Linked DNA regions of Homo sapiens: region 1 is linked to region 2. The links are chromatin contacts, found by Hi-C or POLR2A ChIA-PET in ENCODE. All regions are on one chromosome and are shown on one strand. Each heading gives the region's core, a stretch centred on a gene start or an enhancer-like site at or near the end of the contact. The rest is flanking DNA. Distances are from core to core; before and after follow the strand shown.

Region 1 (6,747 bases), core at 3,989-6,488, 40 kb after region 2:
TGAGAGCTCTGTTTCTCTGAGGTTCACACTGACTTCAAAGGAACTTGCACAATTGTTTCTAAGGTAAGCTTCTTCATACCCAAATTCTTTTTAGAAATATGGGCTGTTCACCCTAATTATTTCTAACTAATAGGGGCTTTTACCCTATATTTTCTATAGGGTTCGTGAAGCATAGTATTCTGGCAACCTTAAATCCATCCAAGAAGAAATAAGCAATGTGTTAATTTGTTGTTTTTGCATCGTGTAGAGATAGATTAATGAAGAGCAGCTGTTGTTATAGCCCTGCCACCTTATTTTTAATGTAAACACTTGATCCTTTTCAGAGCACTTTCACATTTGATTGTCCCACTAGCCTGTGAAGTACACAAGCCAAATACTGTTGTCACCTGTTGTCAGGTAAGAAACTGACTCAGGGTCAGGTGGCTCATTCAGCTTGCCTATGGTTACAACAAGCAAGGTATTCGGCCTTACAGGTATTTGACACCTGTGTTGTTGGTCCATCCACAGCTCTATTAGCAGCAGAAGGATCTTATTTGGAGGTTGAAGTAGGGAATGGAAGATCTTATTTGTGTCTAAAGAGCCTTTTTAAGGAAGGGCATTCTCTTCAACTGTACACACACAAAAGCAATCACCCATCCCCAATACTTACCAATAACCTGGCACTTACGTGATTATCTGCTTATTTACTGAGGTTACTACAGAATTTACATAAAGTACAAGCCTTTTCAAAAGAACAATCTGCAACTATTTCTGATCTTTCTGTTTCCTCTTTTTTTTCTGCCTTTAATATTTGGTCCCCAAATGCAGCGCCCACACCTTATACACCTGCATGCCTAGCAAAGTGCTTTGCCTGTAAGCAGTCACCCATGAACGTTGTTCAGTTGAATCTAATCAGATAGTGTAGGTGGTGGGACAGTCAGCAGGAAGGGTGCATTCACTCAGCATTGAAGGCTCAGTTACTGGTAATGAGCAGGGAAGAATCAAATGTGTGGCTGTTGCTGTTCCTTCTTTTAAGAATTTGCATTTAGTCAAATGAGGTATTATTTGGATCGCAAACAAATGAAGCTCAGGCATGGTTTTAAACCTTTCTATAGCAAGAAAGATGTGTATGGTTAATGCAATTAATTGAAATGTCTGTCAATAGCAAAGCATTTCTTTTAAAAAGTGAAAAAAATAGGCTCACTCTTCCTTGTGATGGCGGCTGGCATTTTGCTCACTCCTTGTACCCCTTAGGTAAGAAGTCTCTCAATAGCAAAGCATTTCTTTTAAAAAATGAAAAAAATAGCCTCACTCTTTCTTGTGATGGTGGCTGGCATTTTGCTCACTCCTTGTACCCCTTAGGTAAGAATCACATGGGCAGATGACAGGTAGGTTCTGTGAAGAGCAAAATTGAAATGGAGGCTGGGTGCAGTGGCTCACACCTGTAATCCCAGCACTTTGGGAGGCCGAGGCCGGAAGATCATGAGGTCAGGAGATGGAGACCATCCTGGCTAACGTGGTGAAACCTCGTCTCTACTACAAATAGAAAAAGTTATCCAGGCGTGGTGTCATGCGCTTGTAGTCCCAGCTACTCAGGAGGCTGGAGCAGGAGAATCGCTTGAACCCAGAAGGCAGAGGTTGCAGTGAGCCCAGATCGCACCACTGTACTCCAGCCTGGGTGACAGAGCGAGACTCCATCTCAAAAGAGAAAAAAAAAAATGAAATGGAAGGATGCAGCTGAACATATGAAAAATAAGTGGCCAAAATTGTTGGCCACTGTTTTGCTTTGGTGGGCAATTGTTTTCTAACTATTGAGAGACTGTGAGAAAAATAAGGATTTAAGGATTGCATTGTTTCTATGAAATGCAAGGGTAAAGAAAATTGTTTGAAAACTCTGATTCATTTTGGTTAGAGGTGAGTTGGAATACTGGGGTTTAGCATTGTGAATTAGCAAACTGCCTAAATTATGGAAATGTTTTTTAAAGGAATGTATTTTTACCCTCCTAATTCTAACTTCAACAGATAAGTAGTTCTTGATCCTGGTTGCTTGATAAAATCAACAGGGAGTTTTAAAGAATGCCCATGCCTGACTCCACCTCATTCCAATTAAATGAATCTCTGGGGTTAGCCCAGGCATCTGGAGTCCAGGTGATTGTAATGCGTAGCAGTCAGTGACAATGGGATCAGACCAACACAGTGTTGCCTAATAGATACTGTTATCCTACTTGCTGGCCTTTTCCATCCAGGTCAGTCAGAGTTCAGCCCTGTCACCACCAGAGAGGGAGCTGGCACAACCAACTGTTTTAACTACTAAGAGTTATGCAGTTAGGAGCTGAAGTGTTGCTAAATTAGGAAGTGGATTCAGGGCTGCTAGGATATCACATGGTGGCAGTTATGGCCCACTTCCAGGTTCAGCCCAGAGAAAGGGGGCTTTCTAACTTTCTGACCACCCTTTGGGTGAAACCTTATTAAAAACTATCAGTAGGCCAGACACGGTGGCTCACACCTATAATCCCAGCACTTTGGGAGGCCGAGGCGGGTGGATCACCTGAGGTCAGGAGTTGGGGACCATCCTGACCAACATGGTGAAACCCTGTCTCTACTGAAAACATGAAAATTAGCCGGGCATGGTGGCTGGCGCCTGTAATCCCAGCTACTCGGGAGGCTGAGGCAGGATAATCACTTGAACCCAGGAGGCGGAGGTTGCAGTGAGCTGAGATTGCACCACTGCACTCCAGCCTGGGCAACAGACCCCATCTCAAAAAAAAAAAAAAAAGTATCAATAATTGTCATCAGTGAGTTGCTGCTCTGTACTTTAGACTTAAGAATAGCTGCCCTTTTCGGTGGAATAAACATCCCTCACTCTCCACCCCACCCCACTCCACTCCACCCAAGCCTACTAGTTATAAACCTGCAGGGCACACCCCATTTTAGGGTGGATCCACTGGGAAGGTAAACTTGAGCTTGTCTCCACTGGCAGTGGTTCAGATTCACTTAGATCACCCATCACATTACCCAGATTTTGAAAGATGCTCATTATGGGCCACAAATGTAATTCTTATCCTCTTTTTAGAAATTGTGTGCTTTTTGACATATATCTATGCAATCCCCATGGAGGCTCTCCCATTATTCCTGTCTCTTGAGAATCCCTGCCTTACATGATCCTCCAAATTTTGAAGTTAATGCAGGTAATATAGCATTATTGTGGGTTCTACCATTTGAGCATATAAATCATATGCAGATATTAACTATTCATATATTTATGTAGTTTAAATGAAAATAATTTGAATGTTTAATACTCTTCCCTTCTTCAATTGTAGAAACATTACCCTTTTGCACTATCTCATCACTATTGTGGAAAATAAGTACCCCAGTGTTCTCAATCTAAATGAAGAATTGCGAGATATTCCTCAAGCTGCGAAAGTAAAGTAAGTACTTACAGTGAGTGTTAGTTTCTTAAATCACTTGGATTGTGTGTTAGCCATTGAGGTAGTTTGCACTGCATGAAGTCAGTCCTTCTATTTGTTTTCCCCTGATCATTGTATGAAATAAAGTTTGAATCTCATCCAAGTCACTCAAATGTATTACAAGGTTTTGAATATATGTTTGTTCTAGCTTCTTTGGAATACTGCATGCAATTTTTAACTTTCATACTTTTAAAGGGCAGGTGTTTTAAATACAGGTAGGAGCACCTTAGTTAAATAAAGATGCATGGCTAAGCAAATAGAAGACCTAAGTGTCAGAACATTGCAATAATTTTCACATATGCACACATACTCCCAGAAACCAAGGCGGCTCTTTAATGGGAAGCATTCTTTATGCAAATGAAGAAACTAAAAATAAAATGGAAAGTTGCCAAACTTTTACCACAAACTTCACACCACGTTTCAGAGACTGAGAAGCAGGCAATTTTCCTTGCTGTTTTTCCCTCCCTCTTTTGGCTCTTTTTTTAAAACATAAACTGCATCTTTTTGCAGTGAATTTGAAAAGTATAATGAGCAGGCTCATTTTTTCCCTCTGTTCATGGAATCTGGTGGAAATATACTAAATAAGGCATGAAATTAAATGAAGTATTGGTGAGTTTCTTTATATGTTGTAAATTATCTGGGAGAATTAAGTTTCAATCTCTAATGTTTAAAAGCCATGAAATAGAAAGTGTTGTGTATGGGAGAAGCCCAAGAACCTTTCTCTATTAAAAAAAAGATGAAAATAAAAACTAGTTAATACAACTTTAAGAAAAATCATTTTTGATTGCAACTTAAGCCATTACCTTGTAATAGTCATATTATTGGGGCCTTAGTGAAAAGCAGAACACTGATTATACAGAGTACAATGTGAACATGATTGCAGATGAACTTGTTTTCTTTCTGTTTTCAAAGGGAGCCAAGTATGGCAAGAGATTTATTTCTACATGAAGTAATTTGCTGAAGTGAGATTTTTTTGAGTTTGAAACATAAAATATTTTTGTACAGATGGAAGATATTTCTATTCTATTTTTAACCTGTAAAATATACCTGCTGGCTACAGAAAACAAACATAATTTTATACCTACATTTCATGAGTTTAAAATACTGTTGTCTTTCTTTGAGATCTGAGCATGGAAGGGAATTTTAAACATTTAAATTAAAATAGGATGGACTTCCAAGCGTGAAATATTTAAACCCATCTTATATTTAATATGTGTAAGTCACATGTTGATTGCTAAAACATTGCTATTTACAACAGCATGACTGAGCTGGACAAAGAAATAAGTACCTTGAGAAGTGGCTTGAAAGCAGTAGAGACAGTGAGTATTTTTTTGTTGTTGTTCTAATTCCTGGTCTCTTCACTATCTCTAGTGCTGGTGGTTTTCAGCAGATGGGTTGTGTTGGCATGTGGTATGCCCGGGATAAACATTTATTGATTAAAAAATAAGAACCACCACCACAAGAAGCAAAGGCAGGTTATGTTCAGCCTGGCAACTTGATTGCAGGCAGCAGGGGTCGTGGATAAGTCACTGCAGCAGGAACTGGAAACTGGACCTAGTGTGCCACCAATTTATCTGTAAGGCAGGATTCATCAGGATGAGTGGGCTGGGCTAGATGATCTTCAGGGACGCTCTCAGTTTCCAAGTGCTGCTAATATATGGTGTTCACTTTCGGTAGAGCAGTAGAACTTCTCTGTAGAACTTCTCAGTTGTTTTTGACTTGGTCCTTTGGGGAGTATTTACTAAGCAGACAGTGTAGTACATGCTCTAGCTGAGGGTCACGATGACTCAGAATCCTTGTCCTCCAGGTGTTGCAATAATCGGAGCAGCCACTTCCCTCAGCCTGGCCGCATCCAGATAAGCAGAGTGATTACGGAGGTGCCTTAAGGAAGCAGCGGGTTGAGGGTGCTTTGGAGGCATGAGGAACAATTGGCCCCTATTGGAGGAAGCTTCTCTTTTGGAAAAGAAGTTGTTTGAGCTATGGCTTAAGAGGGTAGGGTAAACTTAGGTGCATAGAGGGAGGTTATCCCAGGCATACAAGACAACCTGGGCCCAGGCCTCTGAGGAAGGAAAACCAGTCAGGCTGGCAGACTGGACCTGGTAGGATGAAACGTGCCTGTTGGCACAGTGCCCTGCGGGTACTCTGCAGATGCAGCTGCCAGCGAGAGAGGGGGCAGGGATGAGAACAGGCTGGCAGAGTAGCGTCCCTGGTGTCTGTGCTCAAAGCAGCCATAGCTTGGGCCTGCTCTGGGTGAAGGAGACGGATTTGCAGGCAGCTTGGAAAGGTGCCTCTCATAAGTATCCTTCAGATCATTTATCAGTAATGCTGTGAGGACTCTCCCTTCTTTTCGTTTTTGAATCACAAAACTGCCATAGAAAGTAGTTGAATTAATTAAAGACATACCTCTAATAAAAATTAAAGTCACAATGTCTAATTTTTTTTTCAATAAATTAAGGAGCATGTGAGGTTTTTTTCCTTTTTTTTTTTTTTTAATGTAGGGAGTAGGGGGCAGTATTAAAAAAAAAATTCTACTGATTGAACTTTTTCTCCCAGCCCCAGAGGGTCCATGGTCATTATGATGGCCCTAAAGCCTGGCTCTGACCCCTGCTTCTGAGCCAGGTCAGAGCAAGGCCTGGGGTGGAGGCTTCTGGGGAAATTTTGTGTTGTTGCTTTATTAAAGGATAGTTTTGCTGAAATCACTCTATCCCTTGGGTCATATACACTGCATCACACTTTTTATAGGAGAGGGGCTATAGAAGCCTCCCCTACCCTTGGAGGTGACGTAGTATTGTAAGAAAATAGTGGGGGCAGAGCTTCGCCTGGCCAAATATATATGTGTTCTAATTGTGCTTTACACAAATTAATTATATTGTTTGAAGGTATCAAAGATGAATATTTATGAAATTATACATTAATGAAACACTTTCAAATGCCTTTCCCGTCCCCACACTGAACACAGATACACTCACTTTCCAAGCTAAAGTACTGGAATCATGGCAATTTCTTCCAATCAGTGCCAGCTCCATAATTGATGAGTTTTCACTTCCGTTATTTCATTTGAGTGTAGTGATGATGTGGATGTTGCCCTCTTACAAAAAAAAAAAAAAAAATCAATAAACTGAGGCCCAGAGCAACATGCCATGGTTAAGAACCAAATCAGTGGTAGAGCTGAGTCAGAACTGATAAACTGTGATGACTACGCTCCTGCTTGTGAAGATCTCTGCCAATGCAAGAAAATAAGGGAGAATCCAGTTTAAGTCAATTGGTATACAACATAGTTATTACCAAGACTCTGGAGTCA
Region 2 (6,399 bases), core at 1,462-3,961:
GTATGGAGAAACTTAATATAGACTGCTGCTATTCAAATGTGCCACCCTCTCCAGGATTTTTAAAAGGATAAATACATGCAGTTTTATTTGTACTAGTGACCCGCAGTAAAATGTGTAGTCATTAATTTGGGGATAGTTTTGTGTCATTAAGCTTAGGAACAAGGAATGATCTTCATAAAAGGCTGGATTCTGAGCTACAGATTCAAAGTGATTGCATAAGAGTCCAAACGAGTTCAGCTATGTCATTGGAGATTAAACGTTCTTGGCTGGATTTGTGTGAGTTTTCCAGGGGATGGGTCTCAGGGAGCTTTGGGAGAATTCATTGGCTGTCTCTGCACCCAGCTTCCTTACTCACCATCCCCTGGTGACAGCTGTCTGTGAGCATCACCAGCAAGAGGACAACTTTGCAGAAACAATAACAAGATTTTAAAGACCGAAAAAACTACTGGGTTTTATTTCAGTTGCCATAAATGATACTGATGTATTATATTTATTTTGCTTTGATCTTTACCCTTCTCATTATGAAATCATATTTAGCTTTTAGTTAACATTAGTTACTTAATGCTGATACTATTGATTGTCACTCTTGATGAGTTATGGTCCTGAAAGAAAGGCTGAGACTGGGTCATTGAGACCCATGGATATGAGTCAAGCTTTTCTTTTTCAATACAGTCACCCCAATCTGTTTCTCAGCCAAGCATTTCTATCAGAATTTGTAATAGGTAAAAAGATTAAACTAGACAAGCGTGTGTTCAGAATAGGATGAAGAAAAGGGACCAGGAGCTCCATGGATGGAGGATCCTGGAGTCATAAGACTTGGGGTACTTTAGTGCAACCAGGTGATCACAGAGTGAAAGGGAATGGAAAGGTCTAGACACCTTACTGGCATTCTCAATTTTATAATAACAACTGCAATCTTACATGGAACCTTGCTTCTGCGGCATCAGCATTGCCTAGAAATTTGTCAGGAATGCAACATCTCAGACCTCACCCCAGACATACCAAACCAGGCTCCATAGTTTAACACTATCCTCAGGTGATTTTCATATCCATATTAAAGTTTGAGAAGCACTGCTCTAGCAGATCCCTGGGTAGAAACACACACACACACACACACACACTCACTCCATATCCTGATTTCTAAATGATGTTGAATAATTTCTAGAAGTTACGCATTTACTCTGAAGGAATTGTCTATCCTAGTAATAGCTCCAAATTAATTTTTCCTCTTAAAAAATAATTAGATGTAACAAAATCCCTTTGGTCTTGATTACACTTTTTGGCTGAGGAATAGGAATGGTAGCATAGGAGGACTGCTGCCCACCTCCTGTTTTTGATAATGTGATGGTATTATTATCTTTAATTGCCAGAATGTTGTATTCAACTACAGGTTCAGTCTTATTTCTATCAAATACAAGTAGTAGTATCTACATCAAAGTGTAATTATAGAATAGTTATACAAGCATTTGGGCAACGTCATCTCTACGAAGATTTCTAAACTTTTCCCTAAGGCTTTATTTAAAATTTGAAAGACTTAACTTACTTAATCATAGATTTGTTGTTTATATTTAAAGTGATAGTGACAAATAATCTGTAGGTTTGTCTTGTTTGTACTGTAATTAAAAAATAGAATTTGAAGAAGTAACTTCTGTTTTCTTTGCATAGAGAAAATCTCTGCTGGCTTTAGAGAAGGAAGAAGAAGAAGAAAGAAGTAAAACTATAGAGAGTTTAAAGACAGCACTGAGGACAAAACCAATGAGGTAATTTTCCCCTGGATGGCATGTTTTTTTTTTTTCTCTCCTTCCTTCCTTTTTTTGCAATAGTCAAACCTTCTAGGAAGTCTTAAGTTAAAACCATAAAATTAAACCATAACATACTTTAATCATTAACATTTAATAAAGTTATTTTCTTCTGTGAAAAGGTATGTAGGCAGCCACTAGGATGGCTAAAAAAAAACAAAACAGAGAGAGACTTTAACAATGGTAAGTTAGTAGACAAGAATGTAGAAAAATTGGGACCCTCATTCATTGCTGCTAGGAATGTAAAATTGTGAAGCCACTTTGGAAAAGGGTTTTAACAGTTTCTCAGAATGTTAAATATAGTGTTGCCATATGACTCAATAATTCTGCTCCTCGGAATGTAGCCAAGGGAAATGAAGACATGTCTCCCAAAAACATGTATGCAGATGTTCATATCGGCATTATTCATGATAGCCAAGAAGTGAAAATAACCCGTATATTGATCAGCTGATGAATGGATAAATGAAATGTTATATATCCACATAATGGAATATAATTTGGCTACAAAAAAAAGGAATGAAGTACTGATACATGCTACAACATGAAATGACCTTGAAATATGCTAAGTGGGAGAAGCCAGTAACAAAGGAGACCACACACTGTATGATTCTATTTATAAGAAATTCCCAGAATAGGCCAATCCATAGAAACAGAAAGTAGATTAGTGGTTGCCAGGAGCTGAGGAAGTGGGGAAAATGTTCTCTTTGGGTGATTAAACTGTTCTAAAATTAGCTAGTGTTGTTGGTCACACAGCTCTGTGAATATACTAAAAGCTACTGAATTGTACACTTTAAAAGGGTGAATTTTATGGCATGTGAATTATTTCTCAATACAAGTATTACTTTTCTTTAAAGATGGGTACACTTTCTGGCAACAGTGATTCATTTCCTCTCTGATAATCAGCTTCTATGTTGTGCCTCCTGCACTTTCATTCCTTTAATGCCTCTAGGATTTGCTGAGATGCTGAGGTTCTTATAAGTACATTACATGAGCACAGGTGCTATGAATGAAGCCAACTGGTTTAACGAGCTTGGCTACATCTGGGTCATGTGGTTGGGTGAAAAGCCTAGAAAATAAAGATTCCCTTTCTTTATTTGACTATAAAATGCAAACTAAGAAAAGTCTGACTCATGAAAAATACTGTGTAGTTATATGACAGAGATCTAGACTATCCTAACTGTATCAGCATTTCTCTCAATATGTTCTGCACTCTCAGATGTTAATCGATATCCAAGCCTAAATAAGTTTGGAAAATTTATCACATAAACAGGTTATGTTACTTCTGAACTTTTCGGTGGCTTTAATATGTACATGTGCATTGTGAGTTAGTCTCATTGATTAACTTAAGTGTAAGAAATATTAATAACGTTAGTATGCAACAATAAAGTATTGCTTTATTATTGTATTCAGTGTACATGGAATATTGAGATTCCATGTAGCATGTCATATAAGAGAAGAATTTTGTCACAAAACCTTAGGGATGTAGATTATCATTTGTTCAACAAGCAAATATCCTGGAATTTAAGGAAGCTTTTGACTTTCATTGATAGGGTGTTTGGGTCAGTGATCAGCACTTAAAAGTGCGTCAGCAATCAACATATAAAAGCGCATGGGCCAGACATGGTCACTCACTATCCCAGCTACTTGGGAGGCTGAGACAGGAGGTTTGCTTGAGGCCACAAGTTCAAGACCAGTCTGGGCAACATAGCAAGTCTCCACCTCTTAAAAAAAAAAGTTAAAAAGAAAAAATTGACTGGGAATGGTGGCACGCACCTGTAGTCCCGGCTACTTGGGAGGCTGGGGTGGAAGGATCACTTGAGCCCAAGAGTTCAAGGCTGCAGTGAGCTATGACAGAGCAAGACCCTGTCTCTCTTAAAGAAAAAAAAAAAAAGGATTGGGGTGGGGGCATGGGAACTGTATGCTAAATAACACAGGAACAGCAGATGGTTTTAATCTAAGACAAGATATGTATTCCGAGTATTCTCTTGCTTCTAATTTTTTATGAATATATGATCTGTTGTTTGGTTCTTTGTACCCATTGAGATATGTTTATCACAAATGGAGGGGTTTTTTTTCACACTTTTGGTTAGAACTGACTATTGGGTCTGTGCCAAGGAAGAGGCAAAGAATTAAAAAGACTTCATCAATGTAAGCCTTTTGGCACTTTAGGAACTAAATCTTTCTTTCCCCTGCCCTCTAGACTTTTCTGTTAGGGGCTATTATAAAACCCAAAGGCACTTAAGCATGGTGCATTTCTCTTCATGACAGGTTTGTAACCAGATTCATCGACTTGGATGGCCTATCATGTATCCTCAACTTTCTAAAGACCATGGACTACGAGACCTCAGAGTCTCGAATACATACTTCTCTCATTGGCTGTATAAAGGCGTTAATGAACAACTCTCAAGGCCGGGCTCACGTCCTGGCTCATTCTGAGAGTATTAATGTAATTGCTCAGAGTCTGAGCACAGAGAACATTAAAACGAAGGTGGCCGTGCTGGAAATCTTGGGCGCCGTGTGCCTGGTTCCCGGGGGCCACAAGAAGGTTCTGCAGGCCATGCTGCACTACCAGAAGTATGCCAGCGAAAGGACCCGCTTTCAGGTGGGTGTTCGCTCAGCCTTCTTCACTCACCCCTTCTTTAAAGTCTGCTCAAACACGTGCTTTTCCTGTCCCTGAAAGGGGAATGTTACTTGAGATGTCCTCTTGTGGTGATTACTCACAGTGTGACTTTAAACATTCCCTTCTTCTTAGGTTTAAGAACCAGAGAATAGAGTATACTTTCAATAGTTGATGAATCTGGGCCTTTAGATTTGCAGAACTTGAAAATGTGGTCTTGCATCCTATATGTCATATAGCACACATCTTTTGAACCCACCAAACTGGGTGTTCCCTGAAAATTTTACAGCTTGCCATTCTTGAATTAGGATCAATATTAATAATTTTTCATATTTCACTATATTACTTGGATGTAAAAAGCAAGCAGAGATAATGAAGCAAAGGCTTTTGTATACATGTATGTATGATGTAAGAATTTTGAAATTAGAGTTTTTAGGACTGTTCTTAAGGAGAAAAAGGGTGGCTTTCTATGGGTCAGTGTAATCCTGTCTAAACGTAAGATTTTAAAAGTTAACTTTTTGGTGGCTCACACCTCTAATCCCAGCACTTTGGGAGGCTGAGGCAGGCGGATCGCAAGGTCAGGAGATCGAGACTGTCCTGGCTAACACAGTGAAACCCCGTCTCTACTAAAAATACAAAAAATTAGCTGGGTGTGATGGTGGGCGCCTGTAGTCCCAGCTACTCGGGAGGCTGAGGCAAGAGAATGGCGTGAACCCGGGAGGTGGAGGTTGCCGTGAGCTGAGATCATGCCACCGCACTCCAGCCTGGGCAACAGAGCAAGACTCCGTCTGAAAAAAAAAAAAAGTTAACTTTTGAGTATAAAAAAATTCATAAAATGAGCATAAGGTTAGTAACGTTTCAGTCCTTTGTTTTTCTATTTTTGATAGACATTAATTAACGACTTGGATAAAAGCACTGGGCGGTATCGAGATGAAGTGAGTCTCAAGACTGCCATCATGTCCTTCATTAATGCAGTGCTCAGCCAAGGTGCAGGAGTGGTAAGAACCTTCTACAAATTAAAAATATATTAGTAAATAATAATTTATAAAAAGTGATTATTATGTAGTCTAAAAACCACAAATATGTATTTTATTGCCATTTTACTTTCAGGAGAGTTTGGACTTTAGACTTCATCTTCGCTATGAATTTCTGATGTTAGGAATTCAACCTGTAATAGATAAATTAAGGGAACACGAAAATTCAACATTAGATAGGTAAGTCAGACTATTATGATGTGAGAAAGTTTCTGTGTTTCCCATCTGTGTAATGCAATACCTCATCAAGTGCTGGCCTGTGGTTACTTGTGCCCTGTCTGTAACATAAAGAGCTTGTATCAGAATGTTAGTTCAGCTAATGATGTTTTCATAGTAAGACTTTGTTGATGAGGGAAGCAGCACATTATGTAGAGAACTTAATGTGGGTTTTAGCATTAGACCTGAATTCATATCCTATCCTAGTCCTGCCTCTTATTCCTGTGTATCCTGGTGAAGTTACTCAATTTTTCTGAATTTTGCTGTTTTTATAACTGCAAAAGATAGTGCTGGTGGTGATGATGATAATGACAGTGATTTTCCAGGAATGATGTAAAAATTGACTATAAAACCTATGGAATTACTTAGCCCCTTTGATAGGCATTCTGTGAATGTTAATTTCCACTACCTGTTCATTTCATCGTTTGCTATCATTTCACTGAGTCTAAGCTATCCCAACTTGCTTTCAGAGCTTTTCTCTACCACGGCTCTCCTCTCCTGTATATTCATATACTCCAACATGCTCTTCTTCTTGATATTCTGTGAACACTCTTGCATCAGTGCCTTTGCGCTTGCTGTTTCCTCAGCTTCAAAAGATCTTTCACAGATGTCCAAATTGTTGGTTCCCTAGTTCCCTGGAGAGAGACCTGTTCTAACCACTGTGTGTACATTATTCACCTCATCTGCCATCATTTTCTATTTCCTTTACCCTGATGTGTTTGTCTTCATAAAA

Evidence for each region. Hi-C counts contacts between places; a loop is a spot of excess contacts on that map. ChIA-PET counts read pairs that join two places held with the same protein, here RNA polymerase II (POLR2A). Pooled maps may share reads with other maps.
Region 1: a loop to region 2 is called in a map of mammary epithelial cell, with 2.1 times the contacts of the local background. The contact joins two enhancer-like sites. A Hi-C loop is called at or near these places in 10 of 168 maps with a recorded cell type or tissue (MCF 10A, PC-3, Right ventricle myocardium inferior and 6 more), 1 of 37 single-sample maps with no recorded cell type and 8 of 50 pooled maps. POLR2A ChIA-PET finds 5 or more read pairs at or near these places in 7 of 52 experiments (HCT116, HEK293, MCF 10A and 4 more).

What each region holds. Positions count from the first base shown.
Region 1 is chr14:59,356,098-59,362,844 of GRCh38, forward strand. It overlaps DAAM1 (dishevelled associated activator of morphogenesis 1), which reads left to right. Exons shown (of 25, transcript NM_001270520.2): 21 at 3,300-3,407; 22 at 4,705-4,765. Among named protein-coding and RNA genes, the nearest start is that of GPR135, 110 kb to the right of the region's middle. Within about 2 kb of position 5,239, at least 26 of the 41 ENCODE cell types and tissues checked have a DNase peak (open chromatin) inside an H3K27ac peak, as active enhancers do; they include PC-9 and mammary epithelial cell, where a contact is called at or near this core.
Region 2 is chr14:59,318,825-59,325,223 of GRCh38, forward strand. It overlaps DAAM1 (dishevelled associated activator of morphogenesis 1), which reads left to right. Exons shown (of 25, transcript NM_001270520.2): 5 at 1,666-1,760; 6 at 4,068-4,401; 7 at 5,304-5,414; 8 at 5,527-5,630. Among named protein-coding and RNA genes, the nearest start is that of DAAM1, 130 kb to the left of the region's middle. Within about 2 kb of position 2,712, at least 4 of the 41 ENCODE cell types and tissues checked have a DNase peak (open chromatin) inside an H3K27ac peak, as active enhancers do; they include PC-9 and mammary epithelial cell, where a contact is called at or near this core.